3 separate regions of the Homo sapiens genome follow, and regions 1 and 3 are each linked to region 2. Evidence: chromatin loops called from intact Hi-C (ENCODE). Cell type or tissue: mammary epithelial cell. All regions are shown on one strand. Each heading gives the region's core, and the rest is flanking DNA. Links, peaks and the distances in the headings are about the cores only.

The links. A loop is a pair of places that touch in the nucleus more often than their neighbours do. Peaks named below come from ENCODE experiments on the same cell type or tissue, not always from the same donor. Only the 100,000 strongest peaks of a DNase experiment are listed, where the experiment ranks them.
Region 1: a loop joins it to region 2, with 21 times the contacts of the local background. A loop is called at or near these places in 2 of 110 quality-filtered maps.
Region 3: a loop joins it to region 2, with 4 times the contacts of the local background. A loop is called at or near these places in 2 of 110 quality-filtered maps.

Annotation. Positions count from the first base shown.
Region 1 is chr3:106,202,830-106,214,050 of GRCh38, forward strand. No RefSeq gene overlaps it. Among named protein-coding and RNA genes, the nearest start is that of CBLB, 340 kb to the left of the region's middle. In mammary epithelial cell, for the core only: a CTCF peak has its summit at 6,359 (motif pointing left); no DNase peak of the experiment used is centred there.
Region 2 is chr3:105,992,224-106,003,444 of GRCh38, forward strand. It overlaps LOC124909403 (a long non-coding RNA gene), which reads left to right and starts at 6,249. Exons shown (of 2, transcript XR_007095991.1): 1 at 6,249-6,333; 2 at 10,043-11,221. In mammary epithelial cell, for the core only: no CTCF peak of the experiment used is centred there; DNase peaks (open chromatin) are centred at 4,768, 5,748 and 6,168; H3K4me3 peaks cover 325 bases; H3K27ac peaks cover 2,677 bases.
Region 3 is chr3:105,939,010-105,950,230 of GRCh38, forward strand. No RefSeq gene overlaps it. Among named protein-coding and RNA genes, the nearest start is that of CBLB, 76 kb to the left of the region's middle. In mammary epithelial cell, for the core only: no CTCF peak of the experiment used is centred there; a DNase peak (open chromatin) is centred at 5,892; H3K27ac peaks cover 2,187 bases.

The sequences.
Region 1 (11,221 bases), core at 1,944-9,943, 210 kb after region 2:
TGAAACAATTATTTTATAAAGCTTTAGAGAGCCTAAGCCTGTAATTCTATATTAATTTGTGATTACAAATCTGTAAAAATGAATTAAAAGTTATGGAGAAGTCCAATAACAAATAAAACAATCTTCTGTAGGAGAAATGCTGAACAATTACAATTTGTTGCCTGAAAAGGTAAAAGTCAACTTCATAAAAATGGAGCAGGGCAAACATAATGAATATAGATTATTTGCCAAATCCCACAAGTACAACTTGTTCAAATGATGTTATCCAAACAGTGGATACAGATTAGAAACATGTGTAAGTTGAAAAAGGTTTTGGTAATTTTCTGGAAGGTAAAATAATTGAAGATGATGCAAGGATGTTTGAAATTATACATATATAGTAAATTTCTGATTTTGATTTTAAAAACTGTTCTGAGTATAAAAATAACACATTGTCATTGTAAGAAATAGAATTGTAGAAAATAAACACAGAAGTAAAATTAAAATAACCTACTCTCAAGTGTAATTACTTCCAGGCATACACACACACACACACACACACACACACACAGATTCACACATAATATATATATGAAATTAAATATATAATTTTGAATCTTTTAAAAATTCAACATGACACCATAATTTTTCTGTTATCGAAAAATACTCCTTATAAATATATTTTTAATCTCACCATATTTCAATAGAGTGTAACTTTTTGATAAATTTCATAGTTTTTGATTATGAAACTAATCTTTTTATGTTTGTCATTGATTTATATTCATTTTGTGAGAATTGTTTATTCATAAAATTATTCTTGTTTTCCACTGGTCATCATCAATAATTTTTTAGAATATTATAGTTTCAGATCATAGAAAAAAATTCGACATCTCATAAAATTTTGGACCACTGAAACAACTCTGCACTGAAAAGATGTGGTAGGATAAAATCTGACTGAGGGAAGTTAATACATACACACACACACACACACACACACACACACACACACACATACATGCTGTATTAGGGTTCTCTAGAGACCAAACAAAACCAATAGAATATATGAACACATACAGAAAGAGATTTATTATGAAAGATTAGCTCACTTGATCGTGGAAGCTAGGAAGGCCAATGATCTGCTGTCTGAAAGCTGGGGGCTCAGGAAAGATGGTGATATAGTTCTAGTCTAAGCAGGGAGTCAGTGGTATAAGTCCAGTTCAAACCTGAAGGCCCAAGAACAAGGAGCAGGAAGTCCTAGGGCAGGAGAAGATAGATGTCCTAGATCAATCAGAGACAGCAAATTATCCCTTGCTCCATTTTTTGTTCTACTGCGGCCCTCAATAAATTAAGTGATGCCCATCTTCATGGGTGAGAGCAATCTTCTTTACTTAGTCTACTGATTCAAACGTTAATCTATTCTAGAAACACTCTCACAGACACATCAAGAAATAACGTTTTACTAGCTATCTGGGCAACCTTTAGCCCAGTCAAGTTGACACATGAAATTAACCATCTCTCTTTCACACACACACACACACACACACACACACACACACTCATATCGAATATTTAAGGAAACAGAAAAGTCAACTTCTCTGACTCACTGTTGTAATATATTTCACATTCATCAAAGCACCCTTTCGTGTCAACTTCCTTCCAGGTAATTTTAGCAAATGCTGGTGGTACCCTGTTCATATTCCCTTATTTCTTTGAAGCTTCCCCCATCCACTATGGCTTTCTATTTCTCTCTCTGCATAAAAGTTTTGTATATCCTTTGAGCCTTCTTTGTCCGTACAGAGGAGTCAAACCAGAAATGCCAGGGAGTTAATGCTCCATGAGTAACCTTCAGGCAATGAGAAACAAGAGCTCATGTATAACATTCCAGCTTCCTCTCTCCTTAGTGAGAAAATTATGTTTTGTTTTATGCACTGTTTCACAGGGTCCCTTCATGCAGAACTTCTCACAGACAATGGGTAACTCCATTTATTGATGCACTTTTTATTGGTCCTCTTCTCTTCTGTGCTTTACTTCTGTACCCTCTCATTGTATTTTCCTCAAATAAACTACTTACACCCAAAATCTTGTCTAAGGGTCTCCTTTTGCAAGAACCAAATTAAGATAGTCGTAAATAATAAAAGATGGTGGGGTTTTTCTTTCTTTCTTTCTTTCTTTTTTTTTTGAGACAGAGTCTAGCTGTGACACCCAGGCTGGAGTGCAATGGTGGGATCTTGGCTCACTGCAACCTCCACCTCCCTGGTTCAAGTTTTTCTCCTGCCTCAGCCTCGCAAGTAGCTGGGATTACAGGGACGTGCCATCATGCCCAGCTAATTTTTGTATTTTTAGTAGAGACGGGGTTTCACCATGTTGGTCAGGCTGGTCTCGAACGCCTGACCTCGGGTGATCCACCTGCGACAGCCTCCCAAAGTGCTGGGATTACAGGCCTGAGGGACCGTGCCCGGCCAAGATGGTGGGTTTTTCGGGCCGGAAGCAGTGGCTCACGCCTGTAATCCCAGCACTTTGGGAGGTCAGGAGATCAAGACCATCTGGCTAACACAGTGAAACCCCGTCTCTACTAAAAATACAAAAAATTAACCAGGAGTGGTGGCGGGTGGCTGTATTCCCAGCTACTCAGAGGCTGAGGCAGGAGAATGGCGTGAACCCGGAAGGCGGAGCTTGCAGTCAGCCGAGATAGCGCCACTGCACTCCAGCACGACCTACAGAGTGAGACTCTGTCTCAAAAAAAAAAAAAAAAAAAAAAAAAAAAAAAAAAAGAATAGGTCTTTGGAGAGAACTGGAAGTTTTAGACCGTCAAATTTAATGCACAAAGAACTACCTACCTGTGGCTTTATTATTGTTATTTTTTTCATCATTATTTTTATCAGGACTTTTTTTTTCACTGCTCATCCCTCCCCTGATGCTGATGTAATGAGGCAGCCTAGTGCTTACGAAGGAGACCTGAAATAGGAATATACAGATGCACATTTACCCTGTCTCTATCGCCTAAATTTTCAGCCTCAGTTTCATCATCTATAAAATAGATGTAAAATACTTGCTTTTCTAGCCTTCTAAGCTTTCTGCAAGACTTAAATTGGATTAGAAAGAGTGTTTTCTATGCAATAGTTTAGGAGCTGACAAGAACTGATATCAAGTTTATGCTTGAGCTTTAATCTCCAACTCACATGTCCTTTGCTGTTAATGTGTTTATGCATTTGGTAACTTTACCTAACATCCTTTAGAGTACCATGTGTTGAACTTCAGGACTTGAACTCTATGAACGTTATTTATATTCTGCTATAGATGCACAAGAGACCAAACAGTTAACAATCACTGGTTGTTAACTGGTGCTGAGAGAAAAGTTCACTTTGTGTTTTCCTCATGGGCATCTTTGCAGCAGTAAGAGCTTCAACTACAGTTCTCCCCCAAAGGAACCTGTCTAAAACCTGAACTCTTCTTATAATACTTGATCAATCAGGAAGTTCGAAACACACAGTTCTTCGACTTAAGAGCGGCTAGGGGAAGAGCTCTGTTAACCACACCATTGTGGAGCCGGAAATTCTTGCTTCCTCTAGAAGCAGCCATCTGGAATCACTATTACTAAAGCAGAGAGATCCAATTACAAGTATATATTTGTCAGGGAAACGCCTGACAGCTTTTAAAGGAAACTCTATTCTATGGTGCCAAGGCCTGGCCAGGTTTACCTGCGGAAAATAAGTCAGATACAAAGGCATGATCTGTACCGCAGAAACGAAAAGGAAGGAGAAATGGAAATAAAATAGACCTCTATTTTTATTATTCAGATTGTTTTTATATAGAATGATACGTTTACCATGTTTTTAAAAAGATTATAGAATATGTTTTCTTCCGTAGCAGAGAGGGAGCAATCAAGCTCAAATTACAAAGCGAGGAAAAAGATGAAAGTTTAGAAACCCTTAGAACTTTGCTAATGTACAGACAGAAGCTGAGGAAGGCTGAAATACAGGAAATAATGATTACTATTTGTGTTCTCTTTCATAGTTTCCACTTTGGTTAAACTAACTGGAAGGAAACAAATGATTAGGTTACTTGTGTCATCACTTACATCAGTCGTTGTATTTTTGAAAAAAAAAAAAAAAAACAATAAAAACCCAACACATCATTACCGTTTCCCATTCAAGGAGAATGGGAATCATTGCTGTATCTTATTCCATGTCACAAGCTGAATAGTTTTGTTGCAAAGACAGGGGAATATTGAAATAAGCATAATAGTTTAATCATAGAAGTGGTTGTGAATTTTTTTTTGGAGACCAGAGGTTATAGATCACAGTAAACAAAATATCATCTACGGAACTCTCTCTTCATTCCCACCTTTGTTCCTCTCTGTTCCCCTGAATGAATGCTCAGAGTATCATAAGGATCATCATTACAAATGCACAATCTTTTGTATGGAATTTTCATTTTTTTCTTTATGAAGTATTCTCATCCTTTCAAAGAGAGCCCTGATCAAGCCCTTTTTAAAAACAAACAAAATAGAAATAGTGTTGAGTATCTGCCATGTGCTAACCATCAGGCTGGACATCATATCCATTAACTTACATTCATGTAAATTAGTGGTTATTACTTGGTTTCCTTTTCCCTCTATTCCCTTCCTACTTAGAGTGTGCAGCACAAACTTTAGCACTTAACTGTGGCATCTCTATTGTTTAATTTTTTCTAGGCTGAGTGTGGTGGCTCACACCTGCAATTCCTGCACTTTGGGAGGTGAGGTGGGCAGATGGTTTGAGCTCAGGAGTTCCAGACCAGCCTAGGCAACCTAGTAAGACCTCATCTTTACAAATAAATTCAAAAATTAGCCAGGTGTGGTGGCACACGCCTCTAGTCCCAGCTATTCAGGAGGCTGAGGTAGGAGGATCTCTTGAGCCCAGGAAGTGGAGGTTGCAGTGAGTAGAGATGGTGCCACTACACTCCAGCCTTGGTGACACAGCGAGACCCTGTCTCAAATAATAATAATAATAATAATTGCTTCCAGTGGATTTATCTTTGTTCCAAACAGGGTTTTGAACTTATTTTGAAGACTGAGACATTGTGTAATATCGAGTAGAGGCTTACTAAATGTTTCTAGAAGGTTACATCTCAGGTATAATACACTATAATTCAATGTGACTTCAGGCCATTCTTAACATTAAGGAAGCTTGATTTTCAGTAACCAGGAAATGAAAATGACATAGGCTAATACATATAAAAATCTCACTGTCAGCTGTATGACTTCAGTATGACATATAACCTCACTGCTTTTTGGCCCAATGTTATTGGATCAATGGAAAGGAAAAATTGTGGCATCCAAAAGAATGAGCTCCTGCTTCATAGGCATGACTGTGCAAAGAAGAAAAATCTGTAATCATTCTAAAGATATCAGTATAAGGGATAAACCAGTGATTTTAAAGTCATCCATATAAAGGGCTACTTTCCCCTGCCTCTTTCCAATCCATTCTGGATTAATGTTTTTGTAAAATACTTTAAAAATAAATTACCAGAAAAATGGAATAAAACGGAGAAATACAAAATATATATCCTAGTTTTTTTACTCTCAGATTCAACAAAGTTACGCTGCCAAATTGCTATGACTGCTTGTTCTAAATTTATAACTGACTTTGTTTCTGACTTGTAGCACATAATTTGTGGAGCAACACCATTCCGCAGACCCACATTTTAAGAAGTACTGGTGTAAATCATAATCTTATCTTGGGAACAGTTGCTTACTAAATACCAAAACAAACAGAAATCATAATCATTTTGCAGGGGAACTCTTCTGCTGGCCAGAGAAATAAACTTAAGGTAGAAAAGACTTGACTAACCGATTCTCTTTGTTTTTCTTTTATCTTTTTTTATCACCTTTGTTTTATGTAAGTAATTTTTTTTTTTTACATTTCACTTTCTTAATAGTATTCAAGTCTTGGGAACATAGTTCTTGCAGATAATTTTTCATATTTCCTTGTTTCTGGTATTCTTAATAAGCAATCTCTAATTAGCTCCTGTGTTTTTATTTTATTATGTGTTACAGGACTGTATATAAATCTTATTTTATATTAAGTGCTTCCTAAGGCTTTCAAGAGTCAGTTACTTCAAAAGAGGCTTTTCTAACCACTGGTAACAATGATATTACTAAGTGGTTTTCTTTGAATAATAACCATTACTTTCTTTGAAGTTAATGCCAAACTTAATTTTAAAAAATGATATAAACATGTATAAATTCAACAAAGAAAAAAGGGAGAATGAAATAAATTTTATTAACAAATACCTCGTTTGTTTAGCATTCATTTCTCCAATATAGATGCATACCTATAATAAATCAAACAATAACATTAAGTCTTAACATTGCCATCTGCTGGGAATGTCAGTGCAGTGATACATACTAGAGGTAACATGATGAATTTGTAGTAGCTAAAATCATTTAAGTGAAAAACGTAATTGTTTTTCACTATATAATTCCTAGTTTGATTAACTTTTCTTTCAAAAAATCTGAACTAAAGGAGAAGAAAAGTAAGAAAAATTTGCTCAGTTACTTTGAGGTATTAGAGAGAGTTTTATATATTTTCTCTCAAACATTATTTTATCCCTTGGAGACTGAGAGAGAATTTTTCTTCATGCTTTACCTACAGGGGCACAAATTCCATATAGCTTACTTTACTTTCTTAGGTGCTAAGGAAGATGTGAACAGGGCAGAAAGACAGCCAAGAGTTACCTTTGTATATGTTTTCACTGGTTGTTTTATTTCTCCTTATATATATTCAAAGTTAAAAATTCACTATAACAATGACTTTAATAGTTTCTACAAATGTTGACTGCCTAAGTGGAATGTAAGGCATGCAATTTGTAACTTTAAACAATTAAAATTGTAGTGGTAACTTCTTGTTTCACTATTATTAGACCATGAGAAAAAAATGCCCATTTGACTTTTATTGTCCACGTCAACATGCAGTATTTCAATAGCCATAAAAAAACCAAATGTATTGGAATATACATATAATTAATGTACTGTATTTGAAGAGATTTTAGTGGTCATTAAAGATGTCAAAAGCATGTACAAGGTACAAAGGAATCAGGGATATGGCAAAGATGAAAACATCAATAATATCCCTGAGTTCATGTCCTTGGAAGTCCATCAAAAGCATTCAAATTTTTTTATCCTACTGAATATACAATTATATGAGCCTTAAAGATTAAAAGAAAGCTCATGGCGTTTAGGTAGAAAGTTAGCCAGCAAGAACCAGTTTTCTAGAAAAACCCATTACCTTCTATTAGGTAGAAAAACAAGAAGAATGGTGAATTGCTGTTTGTTTTCTCCTCATGCTTCGAGCATGAGCAGGAGCAAGGCCTTTCAATGACTGAGAAATGTCAATCGATCAATAGGCGATGAATAGAAAACAAGAACATAAAAACAAATCATAATAACATGAATTCCAGGTAAGTCTCTAGTGAGGCATTTAAACATATTGCAATATGCTGAGAATTTCCAATTTGCTAATATTTTCCCTAGTTTATATATTTTCTTTTATAATAACACATCAATAGTGTTTCAGGTTTGATTTATGAAGGAAGCCAAAAATAATATAATTCGGGGTGAGTACAACTGACGTTTATCATCCCTTGAGAGATATGATGGGAACACTCTTGTGGCAACACTAAGTCATCTTTGTGCTCTTCACATAAAGATGAAGATTACATCAGAGAGTAGAAATTAGGTATTTTCCTTTCTACTAATGCTCTTTGCAGTGTTACGCTGAAAGATTTTGGGAGGAAACAGGCTATTGTCACTGGTACAGATCTTCATTTTAAAGACCATCTTGTCACTGTTTTAGAACACTGAACAGGTCTAGATGAACTTTAAAGGATATTTCTAACTTTGATTCTAAAAGTAAACATTACAAATTATTTTTTCGATTGAAGTAAACAACTACAAATCACATCCAAACATTATTTAATCCCCCAGAATGACTCAGTACAGGATCTATTTGTTGAAGGTAAATATGAAAATTTTGCTTGAAACTTTTGCATAATCACATATTTTGAAAAGTAAGAAGTTATTTTCACAAAAGAAAAGAAACAGACATAAGCATGATATGCGTGAATGGATAATAACTGTTTTGTTTTGAGTATAGTCTATTATTTGTAATGGCAAGTTTACAATTTCCTACATGATATATGACATTCTGAGTAGTATCATTTAAATATGTAATTTAAGGTTGCATGGAGGAATATGTTCACCTACCGAAATTGAGACTGGAGGGAAAAGTTGACTAGTTTATTTTTAGCTGCTGTTTAACATGCCAGAAACAGAGCTAGTTGCCTAACATATATGGTTTCATTTAATCGGCCACTGCTTTTGGAGACAGGCAACTTTGTGAAGTAGAAAGAATGCTAGGGAAAGGTAATAAGAAAATCTGGGTTCCAGTTTGTGTGCAGGCATGGGTGAAGTTGAATGGAGTTAGTAGACTTCAAGAAATAGTGAAGCCGTTTTATCAAGTAGGTCATCTAGGTAGAAATGGAAAGTACTCAGGATGACAGAATCCTTAGAAACTAGTTTATGATCTCTACTTCCAAGTTGCATGATACCATGTAAGTGAGATAAATTATGAGACATGATTCATGTATTTCAATAAATATAAATGAGACTCCAGGAAATCGATAAATGGTAGTAAAAAGGAAAATAGAACTGTATGCATTTTCAGTCAGTGCAATGGAAATACTTGGAAGGAAGTAATTGAGTCAAGAACATGAAAAATAAGAATACCATGATAGGAGGGGCACTGAGATAATAACCAGACAAAATCCCGAAATAATGGAAATGTGAAAATGATTTTCAACCAGAACTGCTGAAAACTACCTTCGCTGCAGGTGTCCAGAGAACTGTTCAATGCTCGAGGATAGCATTGGTGTAAGGTTGCTGAGGCTAGTAGAAATTTAGCTCAGGCATCTTTGCAGGGGGTGTGTGGCCCTGTGCAAGTTGAGATCTGAATGGATTCTAAGGTCCAGTGAAAAAGGAAGCCTGTGACTGGGTTGCAAACTGCTGAAAATTGCACAGGATGGATCTTGGAAGAATCTGAGAGCTCTAGCAGTTGATATTTTGCTCTGTTCAGATAAAAGCAATGATGGTCTCTGACAGCTTGCTTTGATTATAATAGTATTTATTGAAACTCCTACACATAAAGCACTATGTTAGTTCATTTTTTTTACTTTTGTTAGTTTATCAACTTTTTACAATTGATGTTCATCTTTTTACATTTTACATTTGTTGCTTCACCAATTGTTTACAATTTACATTTGTTCATCAATTTCAACAAAATCTAATGTTTGTATTATCTCTATTTTTCAGATGAAAAAACTTAGGCTAATAATGGTAAAATTAAAATTCTAATCTCAGTCTTTCTATTTCAAAGCCTGAACTTTATATCTCTATCTTATACTATTTGCCTAAAAATCTCTAAAAGTAAGCTATAAATTTATTTTTCTATTAAACAAACAACTAAAATCACATCCAAACACATTATTTAATCTCCAAGAATGAGAGCTTTTATCAATATTTTTGATACATATACATTTTAATTATATTATACCTAAACCACTCAGGATTAATGCTTGATTCCAGTCTTATATTTTCCCATTTATCCTGGAGAGCAGAACATTTAACCTGAGTGGAAGAAACATGTCATATACACTTCAGCAAAAAAAAACTTCAGTTGTATATAGAAAAGATCAATTAAACAGTGGTCACAATGAAAAGAGGACCTTGCTTTATAGGTCTTTTTAAAAATTAGAGCTAGTAATGATAAATCCAATTGTCTTTTTCTAGTTGAAGAAGGAAACTCACAGAGCTAAAACTACTAGTAGAAAAGAGAATGAAGAAACAGAACTGAAGCGCAATTTCCTCACCACTCTCTCCAAGAGAGAGCCATGTAAAACTCACAGAAATATCTTCTTTTGTTGAAATACCACAAGGGATTTTTTGTTGCCAATTTATAGGCCAATCAACTTTAAGTATACCTAATAGCACCTTGTAAAATCTAAGCAGTTTGAACAGCAGGTCCTGTCCTGATGTGATTGGTCTTCTGAGTCATTGCTTCTTTAAAAGACTGAATTGATCTTTTTCTATCTTGACTCTGGTAAAAATATGAGGTTTTTTGGGTCAAATGACAAGTACTCTGCCTACTAAACTACTTTCCTTGATTTTTGAGGACAGAGTGAGTTTTCCTCTCTGCCTTTTAGGCAGAAGCTTGAAAAGTAAATTGAAACATTTTTTCCCAGAATGACTCATACCAAAACCTTTAAAGATAGCCATTAAATTTTATTGTACTGGTAGTCCTGCCATGAAATAGATTTGTATTTGATTGCTCTCTACCTTCATGTTAATACATAATATTAAGGCTGAGCACTCATATAGAAAAAGAATTTCCAAAGTGAGGGGCCGTCAAACTTCTTGGCCAGTTTTTAACATTAATTTTTACTCATTTTTAGTGGATTTTATCTTCTTAGTCAATGAATTATAACTATTGAATAAATTGGATAGTGTCCCTTAATACAAAATATGTAATATTGGGGACTCAAAGAGAAATTATAGCAGTGGTATGTTTTTATTTTTCTCCCACTACTGAAGTAATAATCCCAGTAGAGTTCTTAGTAGTATGTGGTATAGCTCTCACACTATTTCTATGTACAAAATCTTTAGTTTCTGATTTTTTTTCTTGACCAGTGAAGACAGAAATTTCATAAAAGAAACAAGGTAATAATTACTAAACTATAAATTAAATTAGAAATCTAGTTGGGGAAGGTACCAGAGGAAGAATGAGAGGCTAATAAATGCTTTTGGATTGAAACTTATATGTAGATAAGCAATGCTATTCGTTAATGTTATACTTAAAAGAAATATGCATGCAGAAGACTAATCTATATATCTCCCAATTAGTGTACTGTATTTTTAAAAAAGAAAAAGTTATTGCTATGGCTTTTATCCCTTTTCTCTCATCTTATACCTACGGTGTATTTAGTAGCTGTCACAGAGTGGGTGAAAATGGTGACAGAACTTTTTTTAAAATTGTACTTAGAGGTTTTGGTGACATAGTAAGTTTAAGGTGAATTCTATGTGTGCCATTGTCCTCTTTTTTCTTTTTTTAATCTGACTGTGTCATTCTAGTTAAAGTATTTGCCTCATGATCACTGTGCGTGGAAAAAATTCAAAGTAGCAAATTCAAAGGGTAACCAAAGTAGGGTG
Region 2 (11,221 bases), core at 1,114-9,113:
TCTGTAAATATCTATTAGATACTTTTCATGTATAGTGCAGATTAACAGATTAAGACGAATCTTTCTTTGTTTATTTTCTGTTTGGATGATTTGTCCAATGCTGAAAGTGGGATGTTGAAGTCTCCAGCTCTTATTGTATTGGGTCTTATCTCTCTGTGTAGATCTGATAATATTTGCTTTGTATAACTGGTGCTCCAGTATTGGGTGCATATACATCTAATATATTTGTTATATAATATAATTGTTATATCATCCTGATGAGTTGACTAATTTATCATTATATAATGACTTTTTTTGTCTCTTCTTTTCATTTTTGTCTTCAAATCTATTTTGTCTGATTTAAGTATAGCTACTCCTGCTCTTCTTTGGTTTCTGTTGACAAGGAATGTCTTTTTCCATTTCTTTATTTTCAGTCTGTGTGTCTTCATAGGTGAAATGTGTTTCTTTTAGGCAACATATCACTGGGTCTTTGTTTTTAATCCATTCAGTCACTCTATGTCTGATAGAAGAGTTGAGTCCATTTGCATTCAATGTTATTATTGATAACTAAGAAATTGACATTTTGTTTTTTGTTCTCTAGTTGTATTGTAGTCTTCACCTTCATTAAAAAAACAGGAAGAAAAGAAGGAATAGATTTTCTCTGGTGGTAGGGTTTAATTTCTCACTTTTTCTTTTTTGTGTATGTGTTGTGTATTTTTTGGTTTGAGTTTATCATGAGTTGCAAATACTATCTTACAACTCATTTTAAAATGAAGACAACTTAACACTGATTGCATAAACAGACAAACAAGCAAAAATGAAACTATTACAAATTTACCCTTTCACTTTGTTCCCTCCTGCTTCTTAACTTTTTGTTGTTTCTATTTATATCTTACACTAATGTCTACGTATTGGAAAGTTGCTGTAGTTATTATTTTTTATTGATTTACCTTTTAGTCTTTCTGCTTAAGATAAGAGTGATTTAGACACCACAGTTACAGTATTATAACAATTTGTGTTATTCTGGGTACATACTAATTACCAGTGAGTTCTTTATACCTTCAGGTGATTTCTTATTGCTCGTTAACATCCTTTTTTTCTGATTAAAGAAGCTCCCTTTAGCATTTCTTGTAGAATAGTTCTGATGTTGGTGAAATTTCTTAGCTTTTGTTTATCTGGGAACATCTTTATTTCTCCATCATGTTTGAAGGATATTTTCACTGGATATACAATTCTAGGGTAAAAGTTTTTTTCTTCAGCACTTTAAATATCTCATGCCACTCTGGCCTGTGAAGTTTCCACTGAAAAGTCTGCTGCCAGAAGTATTGGAGCTCCATTGTTTGTTATTTGATTCTTTTCTCTCACTACTTTTGAATGTTTTCTTTATTCTTGTCCCTTGGGTTATTTATTTATTTATTTATTTATTTATTATTATTATACTTTAAGTTTTAGGGTACATGTGCACAATGTGCAGGTTAGTTACATATGTGTACGTGTGCCATGCTGGTGTGCTGCACCCACTAACTTGTCATCTAGCATTAGGTATATCTCCCAATGCTATCCCTCCCCACTCCCCCCACCCCACAACAGTCCCCAGAGTGTGATGTTCCCCTTCCTGTGTCCATGTGTTCTCATTGTTCAATTCCCACCTATGAGTGAGAATATGCGGTGTTTGGTTTTCTGTTCCTGCGATAGTTTACTGAGAATGATGATTTCCAATTTCATCCATGTCCCTACAAAGGACATGAACTCATCATTTTTTATGGCTGCATAGTATTCCATGGTGTATATGTGCCACATTTTCTTAATCCAGTCTATCATTGTTGGACATTTGGGTTGGTTCCAAGTCTTTGCTATTGTGAATAATGCCGCAGTAAACATATGTGCGCATGTGTCTTTAAAGCAGCATGATTTATAGTCCTTTGGGTATATACCCAGTAATGGGATGGCTGGGTCAAATGGTATTTCTAGTTCTAGATCCCTGAGGAATCGCCACACTGACTTCCACAATGGTTGAACTAGTTTACAGTCCCACCAACAGTGTAAAAGTGTTCCTATTTCTCCACATCCTCTCCAGCACTTGTTGTTTCCTGACTTTTTAATGATCCCCATTCTAACTGGTGTGAGATGGTATCTCATTGTGGTTTTGATTTGCATTTCTCTGATGGCCAGTGATGGTGAGCGTTTTTTCATGTGTTTTTTGGCTGCATAAATGTCTTCTTTTGAGAAGTGTCTGTTCGTGTCCTTTGCCCACTTTTTGATGGGGTTGTTTGTTATTTTCTTGTAAATTTGTTTGAGTTCACAGCTGAATTCTACCAGAGGTACAAGGAGGAACTGGTACCATTCCTTCTGAAACTATTCCAATCAATAGAAAAAGAGGGAATCCTCCCTAACTCATTTTATGAAGCCAGCATCATCCTGATACCAGAGCCGGGCAGAGACACAACCAAAAAAGAGAATTTTAGACCAATATCCTTGATGAACATTGATGCAAAAATCCTCAATAAAATACTGGCAAACCGAATCCAGCAGCACATCAAAAAGCTTATCCACCATGATCAAGTGGGCTTCATCCCTGGGATGCAAGGCTGGTTCAATATACGCAAATCAATAAATGTAATCCAGCATATAAACAGAACCAAAGACAAAAACCACATGATTATCTCAATAGATGCAGAAAAGACCTTTGACAAAATTCAACAACGCCTTCATGCTAAAAACTCTCAATAAATTAGGTATTGATGGGACATATTTCAAAATAGTAAGAGCTATCTATGACAAACCCACAGCCAATATCATACTGAATGGGCAAAAACTGGAAGCATTCCCTTTGAAAACTGGCACAAGACAGGGATGACCTCTCTCACCACTCCTATTCAACATAGTGTTGGAAGTTCTGGCCAGGGTAATTAGGCTGGAGAAGGAAATAAAGGGTATTCAATTGGGAAAAGAGGAAGTCAAATTGTCCCTGTTTGCAGATGACATGATTGTATATCTAGAAAACCCCATTGTCTCAGCCCAAAATCTCCTTAAGCTGATAAGCAACTTCAGCAAAGTCTCAGGATACAAAATCAATGTACAAAAATCATAAGCATTCTTATACACCAACAACAGACAAACAGAGAGCCAAATCATGACTGAACTCCCATTCACAATTGCTTCAAAGAGAATAAAATACCTAGGAATCCAACTTACAAGGGATGTGAAGGACCTCTTCAAGGAGAACTACAAACCACTGCTCAATGAAATAAAAGAGGATACAAACAAATGGAAGAATATTCCATGCTCATGGGTAGGAAGAATCAATATCGTGAAAATGGCCATACTGCCCAAGGTAATTTACAGATTCAATGCCATCCCCATCAAGCTACCAATGCCTTTCTTCACAGAATTGGAAAAAACTACTTTAAAGTTCATATGGAACCAAAAAAGAGCCCGCATCGCCAAGTCAATTTTAAGCCAAAAGAACAAAGCCAGAGGCATCATGCTACCTGACTTCAAACTATACTACAAGGCTACAGTAACCAAAACAGCATGGTACTGGTACCAAAACAGAGCTATAGATCAATGGAACAGAACAGAGCCCTCAGAAATAACACCACATATCTACAACTATCTGATCTTTGACAAACCTGAGAAAAACAAGCAATGGGGAAAGGATTCCTTATTTAATAAATGGTGCTGGGAAAACTGGCTAGCCATATGTAGAAAGCTGAAACTGGATCCCTTCCTTACACCTTATACAAAAATCAATTCAAGATGGATTAAAGACTTAAACGTTAGACCTAAAACCATAAAAACCCTAGAAGAAAACCTAGGCATTACCATTCAGGACATAGGCATGGGCAAGGACTTCATGTCTAAAACACCAAAAGCAAGGGCAACAAAAGCCAAAATTGACAAATGGGATCTAATTAAACTAAAGAGCTTCTGCACAGCAAAAGAAACTACCATCAGAGTGAACAGGCAACCTACAAAATGGGAGAAAATTTTCGCAACCTACTCATCTGACAAAGGGTCCCTTGGGTTTTGATTATTAAACGCCTTGAAGTAGTCTTCTTTGGGTTAAATCTTCTTGGTGTTCTATAACCTTCTTGTGCTTGAATATTGATATCTTTCCATAGGTTTGGGAAGGTCTCTGTTACTTTCACTTTGAATAAACTTTCTACCCTTGTCTCTTTCTATACCTCTTCTCTAAGGCCAATAACTCATAGATTTGCCCATTTGAGACTAAATATAGATACTGTGGACGGGCTTCATTCTTTTTGTTCTTTTTTCTATTGTCTCCTTTGACTGTGTTTTCAAATAGCCTGTCTTTAAGCTCTAATTCTTCTGCTTCAACAGTTTTGCCAATTAGACACTCTGAGGCATTCTTCAGTATGTCAATTGCATTTTCAACTCTAGAATTTCTGCTTGATTCTTTTTAATTATTTCAATCTCCTCATTAAATATATCTGACAGAATTCTAAATTCCTTCCCTGTGTTATCTTGAATTTCTTTGAGTTTCCTCAAAACAGCTATTTTTGAGTTCTCCGTCTGAAAGAGTACATATCTCTGTTTCTCCAGAAATGGTCCCTGGCACCTTATTTATTCTGTGTGGTGAGGTCATGATTTGTTGGACGGTCTTGATGCTTATAGATATTTGTTCGTTTCTGGGAATTAAGGTAGTCTTTTCAGTCTGGGCTTGTCTGTACTTCTCCTTCTCAGGAAGGCATTCTTGCTATTCAAAGGGACTTGGTTGTTGTGATCTGAGTTATATCTGCATTGGTTACCACCCCAAGCCCAGTAATGCTGTGGTTCTTGCAGGCTCGTAGACATAGCACCTTGGTGTTCTTGGATGAGATCCAAAACATTTCTCTGGATTACCAGAGAGAGACTCTTGTTTTTTTACCCTTAATTTCTCCCAAGCAAATGGAGTCTCTCTTTCTGTACTGAGCTGCATGTAGCTGGGGTTGCGGTGACACTTACACCCTGTGTCTACCACCACTGAGACTGGGTCAGACCTGAAGCCAGCACAGCACTGGGTGTTGCCCATGGTCTGGTGTAACCACTACTTGGCTACCACTTACGTTTGCTCAAGGCCCTAGGGTTCTTCAGTCAGCAGGTGGTAAGGACAGTCGTGCTTGTTTTCTTCCCTTTAGGGTGGTGAGTTGCCTTAGGCCCCAGGTAGGTCCAGAGATGATATCCAGGAGCTAGGGACTAGAGCAAAAAAAACTTTAGAATTCTACCTGGTGTTCTATTGTACTGTGGTTGAGCTGCCTCTTAAACCACAAGATACAGCCCTTTCCACAGTCTGAGGGGCCTCTCTCCAGTCCACCACCACCACAGATCCATTGGGGTTACTGCCAGTCTACTGCTGATGTTCCTTTAAGGCCTAAGGGCTCTTCAGTCAGCTGGTGGTGAATGCTGCCAGGCCTGGGACTCACTGTTCATGGCAATGGGCTCCCCTCTGGCCCAGGGCATGTCCAGAAATGCTGTCCAAGAGCCAAGGCCTGAAATCAGGGACCCCAGGAACCCACTTGGTGCTTTACCCCACTGAGGCCAAGCTGGTACCTGAAGCCAGCACATCTGAGTCTCACCCAAGGCCTACGGCATAGTACTTGGGTATTACTTCTGGTTCTTCAGAGCTCAAGGGCTCCTTAGTCAGCAGGTGGTGAATCCTGCCAGGACTGGGTTTTTCCCTTCAAGGCAATGGGTTCCCTTCTGGCCCAGGGTATGTCTAGATGTGTCATCTGGGAGCTATGGCCTGTAATCAGGGCCCTACAACTATGCCCAGTGCTCTTTCCTACTCTGGTTGAGATGGTATCAAAGATGCAAGACAAAGTCCTTTTTATTCTTCCCTCTCCTCTTCTCAAGCCAAAAGAATGAGTCACTTTTGTTGCTGCAATTTGTGCTGTCTGGAGTTGTAGGAGGGGTGATGCAAGCACTTTCTTAGCTGCCCTGGCTGGTGTTTCATGTCCACCAGCTCTGCGTTCAGCACAGCACTCGGACTTGCCTAGGAATTGTAAGATTTCTTTTCAAATTTATTGAGGACCCCAAAGCACTTCAGCCTGTGATGGCAAGACTTGCCAAAACTCGAGTTCTGACCCTCTGGCTAGGGCTGGTCTAGATGCTTCCTCCATGGGTGGGTGTCAGCTGATTTTAGCTGGGTTTTGCTTTCTGCTGTGACAGGGCAGCACTTAGTTGAATGCAAAGTCCCAGAGTTGCTGTGCTGTCCCTCCCCCAAGGACACAGATTCTGTCTATATACCATGTGGTCACTGCCAGGGCATAGAGGAAGTGTGCCATCTGTAATTCAAGACTGTCTTTCCTGCCCTCCTCAGTGCCTCCTTCACTGATATGAAGTTAAAACAAGGTACTGTGATTGCTCACTTGATCTTTGGTTCTTATGAAGGTGCTTTTTTGTGTAGATAGTTGTTAAATTGGTGTTCCTGTGGGAGGGATGATAGATAGGTCAAGTGTTCTATGTGGCTATCTTGCTTTGCCCTCTCCTACAATTTCTTATTCATCTATTTTCCTCTGTTAGCTCTTATCTGCTTGAACTAACTAGAATGAATTTTTAGTAGTTCATTTCTGGTGCTATAACAACAACAACAACAACAACAACAACAACAAACAAGCAAACAAAAAACAGAAACTGGTTAGCTTATAAATAACAGAAATTTATTTCTAACATTTACGGAGGCTGAGAAGTCCAAGATCAAGGTGTTAGCTAATTCAGGATGTGGTGAGAGCCCACTTTTTGGTTCACAGAAGGTGCCTTCTCATGGCATCCTCACATGGTGGAAGTGACAAATGAGATTTTAAAAATCTCTTTATAAGGGCACTAACCCCATTAATGAGAGCACCATCCATCATCATGACCAAATTACCTCTGAAAGGCCCTACCTGTTAATACCATCAACTTGGGGGTATGACTTCAACATATAAATTTTAGGGGACACAAACATTCAGACTTTAGCAGAATTCTGTTGTCTACCTACAGGTGAAATTTGAGTTACACAATAATTGCTTCATCAAGTGGTTGCCGGTAATCAATATTCAAAGAAATCTTAATATTTGGTTGACTATGTGGCAAGGTCTAATTATCATTAACAGATAGGATTTGTTTCCATGACAACCAGTGGTAAAACATTTAAATTATGTCTTGTGATAATGCTAGAATGAAGTCCTATTAAAGACAAAGCTGTCTAAACTGAGTGACTGCTGTGATAGTCCATTAACGGTAGTTCAAGCATAAAAAGACTGTGTGGGTGGAATGGCTACTTCAGACTGTACTGCAGAGCTTTGAATGCATCAAAATATGACCAGGGAACCCAGATATTTCTATGATTGCCTTAAGATGATGTCTTATCTCTTATATCAGCAGAGTTGAAGAAGTCCGAATTCAGAAGTCTAAATTTCTGATTTCTAGGTTTTATATAAAGGAGCCCAAGATGGCCTCTGTATATTGGCCATATGTTGTTTACTTCTTTATAACAGGCTGAAGTCTGTTAACTCAAAAGTTTGACACCACTAAACTCTAACTCATATATATCCAGTTGTTTTAAACATACCCCCAATGTGCAGAGTTTTAGCCATTTAGAGCCTCTTGGCTTTCCATATTCGATGAAAATGTACCAAACACTTACTAGGCAGAGATAAGATAAACTCTATAGATATAAAAGACTCCAATTCTAACCTTTGGAAGTGTTGGACTCCCCAGAGATTTACTGTAGGACTGCTGAACATTGCCTAAAACACAAGCCTCCTATCTGATCTCTCTCTTTCTCCTGGGAGTTCTCTTGCCCTTGTCTCACTATGAACAGTGGTCCCTGTGCTGTATCTCTTGGATATTCTTATGCTCTGAGGTCTTTCTCTCTACCCCAAAACCTGTTAAAGTGTTGCCCAGATAATGCTTATCTTAAGCTCACAGTGTGCTACTGTCACCTCATTGTCTTTTTTTTTTTTTTTTTTTTTTTTTGGAATCAGTCCCCACATTCATCACACTTACTGTACCAGGGTAGTTGAATTATACTGCAGATCACATTCATAACTACATTACTTCTCTTGAGTAAAAATTAATTTACTTCTTGAAAATGAGAAGGATCTGGAAAGTTAATCAATGGTTTTGGTTAATTGGACAAATATGAATTCCCTGAATCTCCTGTCAATCTACCTCCTATGCCAGCAGAAGAAACCTCTCCTTCTCACTCATGTGTCTAGTTTTTTTGCATCCAGTAAATTCCTCACTTGAAACAATTATCTTGCAAGAGAATTCAAATTCTTCTCATTTCAATATGTCTACTTCCATTTTTTACCTCAAGGCCTATAAATTATGTCAGGTTTCAATATAACCTAGGGAGTCATTTACAAAATAAACCAGGTTCCATACCAAAAATAATTACAACATTTTGCTAATATAGCAAGAAAAAATCTGGAGAATTTATGAAAATGGCCTCTGAGATTATAGACAATGATGGGAAGGATATCATATTTGGATAGGCTTTTTGCTTGTTATTGTTAATATGGGCGTATACAGCTAGAGCTTATTTAACTCAAAATTCTTGATTTAGAGTTCTAGTTTGAGAAAATAAGAGTGCTGCTAAATGTTTTCTCAGTGGATTGATTAAAACTTCGGCTCCGTATTGGCCTACGATGAATGAAACTGAGATACCAGTGCACTCGTCTGTTCATTGTAGCACTTGTCACAATAGCAAAGACATGGAATACACATAGGTCTCTATCAACAGTGGATTGGATAAAGAAAATGGGGTACATATATAACATGGAATACTAGACAACCATAAAAAAGAACAAAATCAAGTCCTTTATAGCATCGTGGATGTGGTTGGAGGTCATCATCTAAACAAAATTAATGCAGGAAGAGAAAACCAAATACTGCAAGTTCTTATTTACAAGTGGGAGCTAAACATTGGGCACTCATGGACATAAAGATGGCAACAGTAGACACTGGAAACTACTAGAGGAGGGAGGGAAGGAAGGGTCACAGATTGAAAAGTAAACTACTGGGTACTATGATCAGTCCTTGGGTGGGATCATTTGTACCCCAGACCTCAGCATCACACAATATGTCCATGTAACAAATCTGTATATGTACTCCCTGATTCTAAAATCAAAGCTGAAATTATTAAAAAATTTATTAAAAAAAGAAAAGAAATAGAGATGTCAGAATTTCCTTAGTATAATGTAGAAACTTGGGGAAATAGGATGGCTGAAGTAAATTATCTCTGAGAGGCAATCGACTCAGTCACCCTGTAGTTCTGTTTCTGAAAGGTCCTAGTTTATAGTCCCTTCCCCACAGAACTGATAAATAAATTAGTATAGATAAATACGTTAGTAGAAACCCTGTAGTGCCTGTTCTCTGTAGACCAAGGATAAAGAAGAGAAATAATGACACTGAAACAGACTGTCTGATTTCAATGGGGTTATAGAATCCCTTCGTAACAGAGGCAAAGTAGCAGCACTTAATGAAAAGGGAGAAGATTATAATAGTTACTCTAACAGGCAGCAGAGCCAAAGTGGTAATAGAAGTACTTTGATCTGCAGTTATTTTTGGCAATAACTAATTGATCATTACATTTCTAGAACTGAAATAGATGAACACTTCATTAATTCCCTACTTGATCTGTATTAACAGAAAGGATAAAAATTTATCTATGTTAGAAAGGTCAAAGTGGAAGACTTTGCAACTGGAGAAATTGTCAGAAATACAGGTCTATCATAATTTATGAACAGGGAATTTCTTAGGCCACATGGACAGGAACTCAGAGTCAGTTATAATCTTGGTGACAAAAAGATTTTGGGAGAAGACTCATGAATGGATCTCTTGAAATAATGCCGGAATGAGAGATTATTTGCTTTTCGTGTAAATGGTCATCTAATGATATCCTCTTCTGAGCAGACTCTTAGTCAGGTAGATCACATGATCACGCTGTGGATGTCTGTTTCTTTCTTCAACTCTCCCAGTTCGTGACCATTGAGCTCATAAACAAAGTGGGGATAATGGTGGAGACTCAAGATTTCTCCTCACTGAAGTTTTTGCCTGGCTTCTTACATTGTAGTGTGCCAAATAAGTCATTAACAGGGAAGAATGGTGAACCCTTGTGTAACATCATATTACATGAGACAAATCAGCCACCTGGGAATAAGTGAACCCATTTCATTATGTAAGTAGAAATTTTTAAGCTAAAACTGACTTATGTTCTGAAAATAGATGAAGCTACTGAATAAATCTATTGAATACCATAAAATATTCAATAAATAACTACATGAGAATAATTCATATTATCCCCACAAATTTAATGAGCATTATTGTATGAGTCTAAGCCATCTGTTTATTTTATGTCAGATAAAGTTCTAAGAACTAGAGTAAATGCAAATTGAAAGTTTCTCAAAGCATTAAAAAGTACTTGCTGAGAACTTTCCTTTTATTATTCTTAACAAAGGTGAGTATCTGTAATGTCAGAATAGTGTGGGTTATGCTGCCATAAAACACAACTTCAAATCTCAGTGCCTTAAAAGAATAAAGGTTGATTTCTTACCCGTGTTCCTTAACAATTGCACATTGCCAGGTACTTATCATGCATTCTCAGGTATACTGGCTAATTGGACAGCCAACATAATGAGTATTGCCTTTTCTAGCAGAGGGAAAAGACTGCTCTGGAGAGTCTCACTATAGCCCAGAAGTGACATACTTCAGTTTTACTCACACCTCATTTGCCAGACTAGTTACATGGTCCAAAACAACCATAAATAATCAAGAAGTGAAATCCTGTGATGAATTTGGAGTACGGAGGACTGAAACTATGTTGCTGACTCCAAAATACCTATCCAGGAGTTATGTCAAGCTTTTCTCAAGACATTAATATTCTGGGATGATATTTGATAGTTAGCTTTTAATTTTAAGAACTGACAAATTGCTTTATATTCTTCTAAGGATTTTCTTGGAGCTATGCTGCCTTTGCTTAATGTTCCATTTTGTTTTACCATTTTCTTCATTTTCCTTTTCTTCCTTTGTCTTGGGCAGGCATTCCAAGAATAAAAATTCAGATTGAGAGCAAAGGTTGACATAGGCTGACGATTCAGAGTGAAAGTACAGGCAAGGGAAGTGTTTTCATCGGGAAAAGGTCGAAGGCTTAAAGATGATTCGGCAATGTACTTTGTTGGATGATGAAGAGCATTACATAAAATTTAATTCTATTATAACTATCTTGAAGTACTTAAAGAATAATGAATTAGAA
Region 3 (11,221 bases), core at 1,369-9,368, 53 kb before region 2:
GGAATTTTTCCAAACCTCTTCAATTCTTTGCACACAGCAGCCAGATGGGCAGAATCTGGGACAAAGAGTCAGCTAGAAGAATCAGAAAAGGTGAAAAAGAGCACCTATAAAGATAAAATACAGGGCACATAAACATACTCTGGGTCTTATAAGTGTCCACAGGAGTTCCCCGTCATAGTAAAAATGTATTTTAAAAGAATATTAATACGCCACCCCACAAAACTGCCTGACAAACTGTAACTTGCCCAGCATAATGGAATCTGATGACCCTGTGGCAGAATTAGAAATACAATCTCAAATTCCTGACAAAATCATCAATTACCAGAAACTGTTCTCCACGTCATTTTAGTTTATTGCAAAGAATGCCTTGTGGTCACAAAAACTCAAATTAAGGTGATTCTGAAGGCAGTTAAATTTGTATTTTTCCATTCTTCATGGAACTAAGAAAGGAAATGAGAAAAATTGCTTTTAAATTCCTTAACTATTCTGACCATTCACCAGTAATTTTAAGTAAGAGTTGACAATTCAGGCTTTAAACCTGAAGGCAACTACTTGGTGCAAATGCAACTTTTTGCAGATCCCTTCAGATAAACAAAAAATAGTTTCTCTACCTGTTAACATTTGTTGCTGCAACTCGGATAAGATTGTTCCTTTGTCTAATGAAATTAAGTTCATTAGATTCAAAACAAATGTATTCTATTTTTCTCCAGTGTGTCTATGTTTTTTTGTTTTCTTTATTTTTTCTTTATTTTGCATCAGTCTACAGAAGGTGAAAGAGATGGAGGATTATACATGGAATTTTTTTTTTTTTTTTTGAGATGGAGTTTCGCTCTTGTTGCCCAGGATGGAGTGCAATGGCTTGATCTCGGCTCACTGCAACCTCCGCCTCCCAGCTTCAAGCAATTCTCCTGCCTCAGCCTCCCGAGTAGCTGGGATTACGGACATGCGCCACCACTCCTGGCTAACTTTGTTATTTTTAGTAGAGACGGGATTTCTCCATATTGGTCAGGCTGGTCTCGAACTCCCGACCTCAGGTCATCCGCCCACCTCGGCCTCCCAAAGTGCTGGGATTACCGGCATGAGCCACCGTACCCGGCCTGTACATGGAATGTTTTTAAGGAGTTAACGCCTGGGTCAACAGAAAGCTGAAATAAGGAATAGACCATAGTCTGCAATGAAGAGGTGAAGAGCACAGTTTCAGGCTCCATGTAATAAAATGATTGCGTTCTGCTTAGGTATTTCTAATTAAGTGGCCCAAGTATAAGGCAATTTCTTGGGGACAGATATTTAAAGAGTCTGGAATCATCATTGGAGGAGGCTTATTGGAATGCGGATTCCTTCTTTCCTTGACTAGTTTTAGACAGGTATGTGTGCGGAGACTGCCACTGCTCTCTGCATCGACATTAGATGTTTACATATCTGTCTCCTCCACTGGACTGAGGCTTTCCCAAGAGCCAGAGTATTTTTTTTTTTTTTTTTTTTGAGACGGAGTCTCGCTCTGTTGCCCAGGCTGGAGTGCAGTGGCAAGATCTCGGCTCACTGCAAGCTCCGCCTCCCAGGTTCACGCCATTCTCCTACCTCAGCCTCCCGAGTAGCTGGGACTACAGGCGCCCGCAGCCACGCCCGGCTAATTCTTTTGTAATTTTAGTAGAGACGGAGTTTCACCGTGTTAGCCAGGATGGTCTCGATCTCCTGACCTCATGATCCGCCCGCCTCGGCCTCCCAAAAGTGCTGGGATTAGAGGCGTGAGCCACCGCGCCCGTCCCGGAAGTATATCTTATTAATCTTTGTTCTCTTGGGGGTCTGGCATTTCGAAAAATGAAACAGTAGGCCTTTATAAACTAAATTGAACTCCTTCTGTAGGTGTATCTTAAACATGCCACGTAGCCTCTGACAGGAATAAAACAGGTTCTTGTTCATATAGTTTCCTTATTTTTACAAAATCTTACAGAATTTTCAGTTTGCAGAATTGTTCATGGAATTATTTGTGGAATTTGGATCCTTGATATTAAAGAACTTTCAGATTTTATTGTTACCACACGTACAGGGAGAATATGACATTACTATCCTGCTCTGTTAAGTAATTGTGAAATCCTGTTGAGGTATTCTGATTTTGTAGGTGAATACATAATGGATGTTGTCAAGGCACTTTTAGTGTATATCTCATAACAACCACATAAGCTGTCTTCCCGTGTCCCATTTTTAGGTGGAATCACTTTGTGGTGGTGTAGTCTACACTCAGTACAGAATTATCCTTCTTTTTCAATGTCAATCACCTTCCATTGAGTCCCAGAGAGGCTCTTACACATCTTTTAATTTTTAGATTGAGGGGTTCACGCTCTTCAAAGCATCTCAGCTGGCTTACATTTAGCTAATTCTTCCTTCATTTTCTTTTCTTTATTTTTTTTATTTTTACTTTTTTTTTTTGAGATGGAGTCTCACTCCGTCACCAGGCTGCAGTGCAGTGGCACGATCCCGGCTCACTGCAACCTCCGCTTCCCAGGTTCAAGCAATTCTCCTGCCTTAGCCTCTCGAGTAATTGGGATTACAGGCGCGTGCCACCACGCCGAGCTAACTTTTGTATTTTTAGTAGAGACGGGGTTTCACCATGTTGGTCAGTCTGGTCTCGATTTCGTGACCTCGTGATCCACCCGCCTCGGCCTCCCAAAGTGCTGGGATTACAGGCGTGAGCCACCAAGCCCGGCCATTTTCTTTTCTTATCCCTTAAAAATACAATTGTGAAGTCTTCTGCCCAAGGCACTAAAAAATAATCAGAAATCCTTAAAGATCCCAGCATTATTTCTCCTCTTCTTTCCAGAATTGACTTCCTATCTGGACTTTCCTCTTAAATCAATAACAACCTGGAAAATCTGAAAATACATTCTAAAAATTCTCCAAAAATTGATAGCTTTTTAAGGTTTCTGGATAACTGCGATCGCTTGGTACCTAAGCAAAACGTATTCTCAACAAACTCCTCTCTTCCCTCCCTCCATTCTTCCCTTTCTTCTTTCTTCTTTTGTTTTTCTTCTTATTTATCTTTCTATTGTTTGCATCAATTTTTATCAAAACTTATTTATTCACTTAAATAAATATTTGATGGTTTAAATAAATTTTAAAATATATAAAGGAATGCAGTTATTAATAAAAGTCTCCCTTACACTACTGTTTCTCTATGCAATTTTTCTCAGCCTTTGCTGTCATGCTGCAATTTTTATTATTTCTCTTTTATTTCTTAATATTAACTTGACCTGTAGACTCGGGTGTGCTAAAAGACTTGACTTTTTTGCCCTTCAACTTCACTTTTAGTAAAGAGGTACTAAGATTTACTTACATATATGTAATATTTTAATAAAGAAAAGGAAATTGAAGAAATTCATTGTGTGACAGCAGATATATTAGCAATAAATCCAGGATATAGTGAATCCTTGATGTGAACTTTAAAAAGTTATTCTTAATGTAAGTTTTTTCAACATTGGGTCATCATGTAAGGGACTACATAAATGTAAAAATGGAGTTGATATCAACCTGGAGCTGATATCCAATCCATTTTTTTCCTGGAACCAGATCCATAATCAGAACATATATATAAATCAGATGCTGGAAAGAGATCATTATTGTGATATTTGAATACTTTCTGGGTGCAAAGAAAAGTGTAAACATCCTCAGTGAGCAGTAAACTATGGGAGGGACAGAGTTTTGCTTTTAAAGATCTTATGGGTTTAAGAAATAAGTATTGGCTGGGCACGGTGGCTCATGCCTGTAATCCCAGCACTTTGGGAGGCCAAGGTGGGCAGATCACCTGAGGTCAGGAGTTCGAGGCCAGACTGGCGAACATGGTGAAACCCCGTCTCTACTAAAAATACAAAAATTAGCCAGGTATGGTAGTACGTGCCTGTAGTCTCAGGTACTCCGGAGGCTGAGGCAGGAGAATTGCTTGAACCCGGGAGGCGGAGACTGCAGTGAGCCGAGATGGCACCACTGCACTCCAGCCTGGGCTACAGAGTGAGACTCTGTCTCAAAAAAAAAAAAAAAGAAAGAAAGAAAAGAAATAAGTATTACTAGCCAGGTGCAGTGGCTCACCCCTGTAATCCCAGCCATTTGGGAGGCCAAAGTGAGTGGATCATCTGATGTCAAGAGTTCAAAGTCATCCTGGCCAACATGGTGAAACACCGTCTCTACTAAAAATACAAAAATTAGCCAAAAATTAGCTCAGCGTGGTGGCAGGCGCCTGTAATCCCAGCTACTTGGGAGGCTGAGACAGGAGAATCGCTTGAACCCGGAGGTGGAGGTTGCAGGAAGCCAAGATCACACCATCACACTCCAGCCTGGGCAACAAGAGTGAAACTCCATCTCAAAAAAAAAAAAAAGAAAAAGAAATAAGTATTACTATAAAAATATTTTAGTATTGCTACCAAAAAAAAAAAAAAAACCTGTAAACTCAGTAGAAGGAAAAAAAAGAAGAAAGGAGGAAGAAGAGGGAGAGAACAATTCCTATTATCATTGCACATTTTTGGAATCAAGCAGACATGGGTTGGAAAACCCAAATCCACCATTTTCTAATTGGTTAAATTTAAACCTGGATCTCAGCATCCTCATCTATAAAATAAGAATAATCATAATATCTACTTGAAAATGGAAAAGAGTTTTTCAAACTGTCAAGTGTTAAAATAGTTGTTATTTTGTTGTAATTATTTTGAAACTGCAATTCTATTCTTTCTAACTTATTTTAGTAAGTTATTAACTTCAATCATTGAAACCTAGTATTGGAATTATTGTCAGGCGAACTAGTACACATGACGTCTTTGTGCATATTCCAGAAAGGTGCCCCTCTCAGTAGATCTTAATACTGTGGGGAGAAAGTTGGCAAATACAGAGCATCTTTGTCTGATTCTAGGCCCTCATGACCAGAAAGCCTGGAATTACTTTGCAGGTTGACAATGGTTGAAATTTCAGGATCCATTCACTTCATTGGCTATGTTTTTATGCAGAACAAAACCTGAATTGTGGGCTGGTCTTCGGTTGGAAGACTTTTTGGAGGGCATATAGTGGAGGTTTTTTTTTTCCCTCCTCCAGAGAGCATGTGTAAAATAAGGGACTCATTCATTATGCAGCAAATGTTGTTTGTTATTGGCTTGCTGTATATTCACCTTTAACTTCCAAACATCAGTCTTACATTCCCTCCTCTCAAGTCACAGGATATATTTCCATACGGCAACTCCTAAATTGAAATTTACAGTCAGGTTTTCACTAGGAGTTGGATGGTGGACTTGACTGGTGTCCTTTTTTTTTTTTTTTTTTTAATTTCTAACAGAACTCTCAATTTTGCTTAAATATGCATTATCTTTCTCATATATGGTTATACCTCAAAGGAACATCACCCCTCATATATATAAAGTTATTCTTAACTGGTTATTAGTTCCAGAGTGTTGTGGCTAGTGTAGGACTTGCTGCATTCCTTTGTAAGTGATGAAGCAAGGAATGGCAATGAGACACAATTCTGACCAGTGCAGTCACAATAGAAATATTTTGGATAAAGTTTTACCTCTCTTTCATTAGAGAGCCATAGGAAGACTGTTGGATGTCTTCTCTGGGTTTAATGCTTTTATCCATCATTATCTGAAGGCTACTTTAATTCTGAGCTTCCTATTAAAAAAAAATACAATTTCTTATAGTTCACACCAGTCTGAGTAGGAGTTTCTGTCACTTGGACCCAAGAACTTTATAACTGACGAGCATACACTTGTCTCAAGGCAAGGTAGCCTCAGTGTTTTTCCTTTTCAGGTTTCTTCATGTGCTTTTCTTCCTGACCTAGCTTGTCCCAGTCAACCTCTTCTGATGCTTTTTAACATGTTGAAGGCGAGAGTTGAAAGCAACACTTCCTTATGGCATGTCCAGTGCAGAGCATTCTACTGACTCATGTTGAATTCATGTTGACACAAATCCTATGACATTTTCGGGCACTCCCCAGGGATACCACATCCCCTTCATCCTGTAATAGTGCAGTCATTTGGTGGTTTGTTTAGCTAAAGTGTATATTTTTAAAAAATCATCTTTATTTTATTTCATCTGGTTAGATTTAGTCCATCACTTTATCCAGTTGAAAGAGTATGGAAATCCTTCTTGGAAAACTATGCATTTGTTTTCTCTTTCTTGTTAATCACCCTTAATTAAGTTAAATAAGTCTTTTATATCTTTGTAGATAAAAATTTTGATCCAGAAAGGACTGAAATGAAATTACTGAATCAAGTCATTAAAAAACTCTTCTGATTGAGTTTGATCAACCAGTAAACTCTTTTCATGAACTTTCACAACCACTTAAAAATGACCTGAAGTGTATGATTTGGCCCATGGTCTATCCTACCTTCTACAAATACTGGTATTGTTTTTCTCTTATCAAAAAGAGGTGTATTTTTTTTCTTTTTAGCATTAGAATTTATTTTTACTATCTTTTTAGTTTTAAAATATAAATAGTTTCATTTGCCATTTCTCAGTCTTAATGAACACATTTTGATCTTTACTGACCACTTTTTTTTTTAATAAACCATCTACAATTTTTCCTAGAATGAATATAACATACGTAGCCTATTGTTAATGCAAAACCAAATTTCCCATTATTCTGGAAATCTATTGAGAAACCATTTATCTGACTCTAGCCATTAGATACCAGATAGCTGTTCCATTATTCTTCATAGATCATTGCGAGAGGTCTAGTGATCTCATTGGTATGTAGTTTTATTTTCCTGAAAGGTAATTAATCTTGGCCAAGGAGCTAAAAGTCTAAATCTAGAGTGTCTAGATGCTTTGCAGGTATCTTGGATTTAAATACTCTTGTTCTCATGTATGTTCTATCATCTCCACTCTGAAAAATGATTTCTTTTGATGGAACAGATAGTAAAATACTGTATAGTGATTAAAAATATGGGTTCTATAGTTAGGCTACTTGAGTTCAAACCCTGGCTCTGACGCTTTCTAACTGTGTGACTGTGGACACGATATACAACCTCTATTAATTTCAATATTCCCATTTGTGAGAAAAGGAATGATAACAATATCCATATCATGGTGGGTTTTTTTTTTTTAGGTTAAATGAAATAATCTGCCTACAAGTACTTAGTTTGATACCTGACACATGGAGATCAACTCAGTAAAGTGTAGTTTATACAGCGAAGATAAAAGAAGAGATACAGGGTTTTACATTCTAGTTATTGTAACTAACATTGCTGCTTTAAGTGACAGATCTGTGTTTTCTTATTCTTCTTGCACCAAGCAAGTATTTAAGAAAAGTCCTTTTGTCATCCTTAATATTTCTCACTAGTTGCAGTTTATTCTTGGCACTGTCTTACATTTTTCTTAGAGGCTTTGTCTTGCTCATTCTGGTGCGTCCTGCACCCATCTTGTGTATGTTTACAGACATTGCAATTTATCATGCTGTCTTTTTTATCTTTCTCTCCTCTTTTCTCTCATAAAGAGATATTTGCAGTTAATAGTCATAATTTTATTGGTTAGCATAAACTTTTCTCCTTGAATCAGGCATGGACATCAGCCCCTAACTTTTGGAAAAGTGCTTCCCTAAAGTAGGCACCTATTCTATGCCCAGTATTCCTCTTATTTTTAAGTGAACAACTTTGCATTTTCCTGTGGTTTCTATTTCTGTCAGAGATGGAACAGTTCCTCATGATTGGTTTGAATTAGGCCTAGAGTTCCTTTTGTCACTCAAAACATCCATCTTGTGAAGAACAAAATTGCCCACAAAGTGCTTTGAGAATTTATCAGACGTGGATTTTAGCCAAATTAAAACCGTATTTTTCCAGAAGGTAAGGTCCCTTCCCTCTGTCAGCAGCAATTCCATTCCTATTTAACAAAGAAAACTTTCATTACTGTTCTAGGAATGAGTGTTATCCCTTCAAGTTCTAGAGAGATTAGTGTTTGGATACGTTGTGTCTCAGGATTAGAATCTGGTTTTCTATTTGCTCATTATTTCCTTTTTTTGCTTCATCATTCAGGTTTCTGGGACCATAAAGTTTGTTTATAATTATCTTTTCTGTCTTTCTGTTTCCTCTTATAAAATGCTTTATTTTTATTTTTTTGTCATAAGTCCTCCATAGTAATAGTTTTTATTGTATGAGTTTAGCATTTATCTTACTCTCTCACCTTTTTTATGTAAGGAGGCTGATTTTTAAAGTAAGAATAGCAAATAATTTAATGCAAGGCATTCCCCCATAATATATTGTTTCCATTCTCCATCCAGAATTGCACCAGGGCTATATTAGGCTAATGTTCTGGGAAAGATAGTGAAACAGCCTTAATATTCTGTATTTCTTTTCAACAGAGAGTTCTCAGCTCTCTGCCTGACTTTGCAAGAAGGCTTGGCATTAAATCTTGAGTACTTCCATTAAAATAAAATTGTTTCAGAACTTCTATTTCAGTTAATACTTTTAAAAGAGAGACACTCTTTATATGTCAATTTCTGTTCATTTAAACATGCTTGTGGAGTTAGTTAATTAAAGGAAATTTTTGACTCTGTTAAGGCATTAGTAACAACAATCCTAATTCTGGAAATACAATTTTTTTCAGTAAACTACATGAACATTTCTGTTTTTAAAAAAGCATCAAGTTCTCTTCAGATGTTTAAATCACCAAATAATTTATACAAACAAGTAATAAACAAAACCCCAAATATTAACATACTGAGGTGTGCTCTTGATCAGGATGAATTTTTCCAAAGACATATGAATGGAACCAACCTACTAATATTATTTCTTTACCATGACACATTATTATTCTTTACTATAAATTTCGATTTCAATTTCAACTTGTTATTAAAAATAGTATCAAATAATTAGGTAAACTTAACAGCTTTATTGAAGTATTTAAATAAACAATAAGCTATCCATATTTAAAGTGTAGAATTTGATAACATTCGTCATATGCATATACTTGTGAAACCAGCACAACTGTGACAACGATCATATCCATCACCCCAAAGGCTTTATCAAGTCCCTTCATTTCACTTTCACTGCCCTGTCCCTATCCTCAGGCAACCTTAGGTCTGCTTTCTGACACTACAGTTAATTTGTATTTCCTAAAATTCTAAGTAAATGGAATCATGCTGCATGATTCTTTTGGCATGGCTTCTTTCAGTCAGCAGGATTATTTTAAGATTTATATATGTTGCCTGAAGCAATAGTTCATTCCTTTTATCCCTGAAAAGTATTCCATTGCATGTATATAAGTTTACCACGATTTGTTTATCCATTTGCTGGCTGATGAGCACTTGTATTGTTCCCACTTTGGAGCTATTACAAATAGACCTGGTATGACATTTGCATATACGTCTTTGTATAGACATATGCTTTCATTTCTTTTTGGAAAATAACTGGGAGTGGAATGGCTGGATCATATAGTAGGTGTATGCTTAAGATTCTCTTAAATAAACATTTTGTTTTAGGAGAGTTTTAAATTTACAGAAAAATTGTGAAGGCAGCACAGAAAGTTCATATATAGTCCACATCTGGCTTTCCTTATCATTAACATCTTACATTAATATAATATACAACTCATGAACCAATATTTATATAATATTATTAAGTAAACCCTCTATTCAGATTTTTTAAAATTTTTACTTATGGCCTTTTTTCTCTTCCAGGATCCCATGTGTGATACCACATTATATTTAGTCATCATGCCTCCTTAGGCTCCTCTTGGCTATGACAGTTTCTCAGACTTTCATTGTTTTTCATGACCCTGATAGTTTTGAGACATAACGGTCAGGTATTTCGTAGGCTGTCCATGAACTGGGATTTGCCAGTTTTTGCCTCATGTAATTGATACATTGATCATCATGTAGTAAATACCTTTCTTTATTCCCGATAATTGTCCTTGTTCTGAAGTCTGCTTTGTCTAAAATTAATATAGCTACTTCAGCTTTCTTTCAGTTAGTGTATTAACATAGTATTTTTATTACCACCTCTTAACTTTTAAACTATCTGAATCTATATGTTTAAAGTTGGTTTCTGGTATACACATAGTTTGGTCCTGACTTTTTATCCACATTGACCATTTCTTTTGGTGTATATAGATCATTCACATATAAGTGATTATTGATATGATTGGATTAATGTATCATTGGAACTGTTTTTCTTTTTTTTTTTTTTCATTTTTTCTTATATCTTTCCCCCAATCTTTTTTCTGCCTTTCCTGGTTTTTAAATTAACATATTTTTTCTTTTCCTTTCTTTTTTTCTTTTTTGAGACAGAGTCTCACCCTGTTGCCCAGGCTGGAGTGCAGTGGTATGATCTCAGCTCACTGCAACCTCCGCCTCCCGGGTTCAAGCGATTCTCCTGGCTCAGCTTCCCAAGTAACTGGGATTATAGGTGCCCACCATCACACCGGGCTAATTTTTGTATTTTTAGTAAAGATAGGGTTTCGCCCTATTGGACAGGCTGGTCTCGATCTCCTGACCTCAGGTGATCCATTGCCTCGGCCTCCCAAAGTGCTTAGATTACAGGCGTGAGCAACTGCACCTGGACAAATTAACATTTTATGTGATTCCTTTATATCTCATCTCAGCATATTATTTATATTTTATTCAAAAAATTGTTTGTAATTGCCCAAGAGTTTACAATATACATTTCTAGAAAATTTAAGTCTATCTTCAAATATCACTCTGTGGTTCCACAGGTAATGCAGGTAGCTTGTAACAGAGTATTTTCAATTCTTCCTTTCTGATCCTGTGATATTGCTGCCATTTATTTATCCTATTCATATGTTACAATCACCCAATACACTGTTCCTATTATGGCTTTAAACAAAGTTATTTTTTGATCATTTAAGAACAAGAAAAATAAAATATTTTATTTTACCTTTCTCTTCCTCTAAGACTTTTCTTTTCTTTATGTAGATCCAAGTTTCAAAACTACATTTTTCATCTTTCTAAAGAACTTCTTTTAATATTTCCTATAGGGAAGGTCAGCTGGGAATAAATTCCCTCAGATTTTATTTATCTGAGAAGGTCTTTTTTTCTCCTTTACCTTGAATATCAAATTCTAAGAAGACTTTTTTTTCAAAACTTCTAAATAATTCACTCCTCTCTTCTTGCTTTCATGGATTCTGATGAGAACTTAGCTATAATTCTAATTTTTTTAATTTTTTTTTTTTGTAAATTTAAGATGACTTGTTTTCTCTGCCATACTTCCAAGCTTTCCTAATTGTCTTTTGTTTT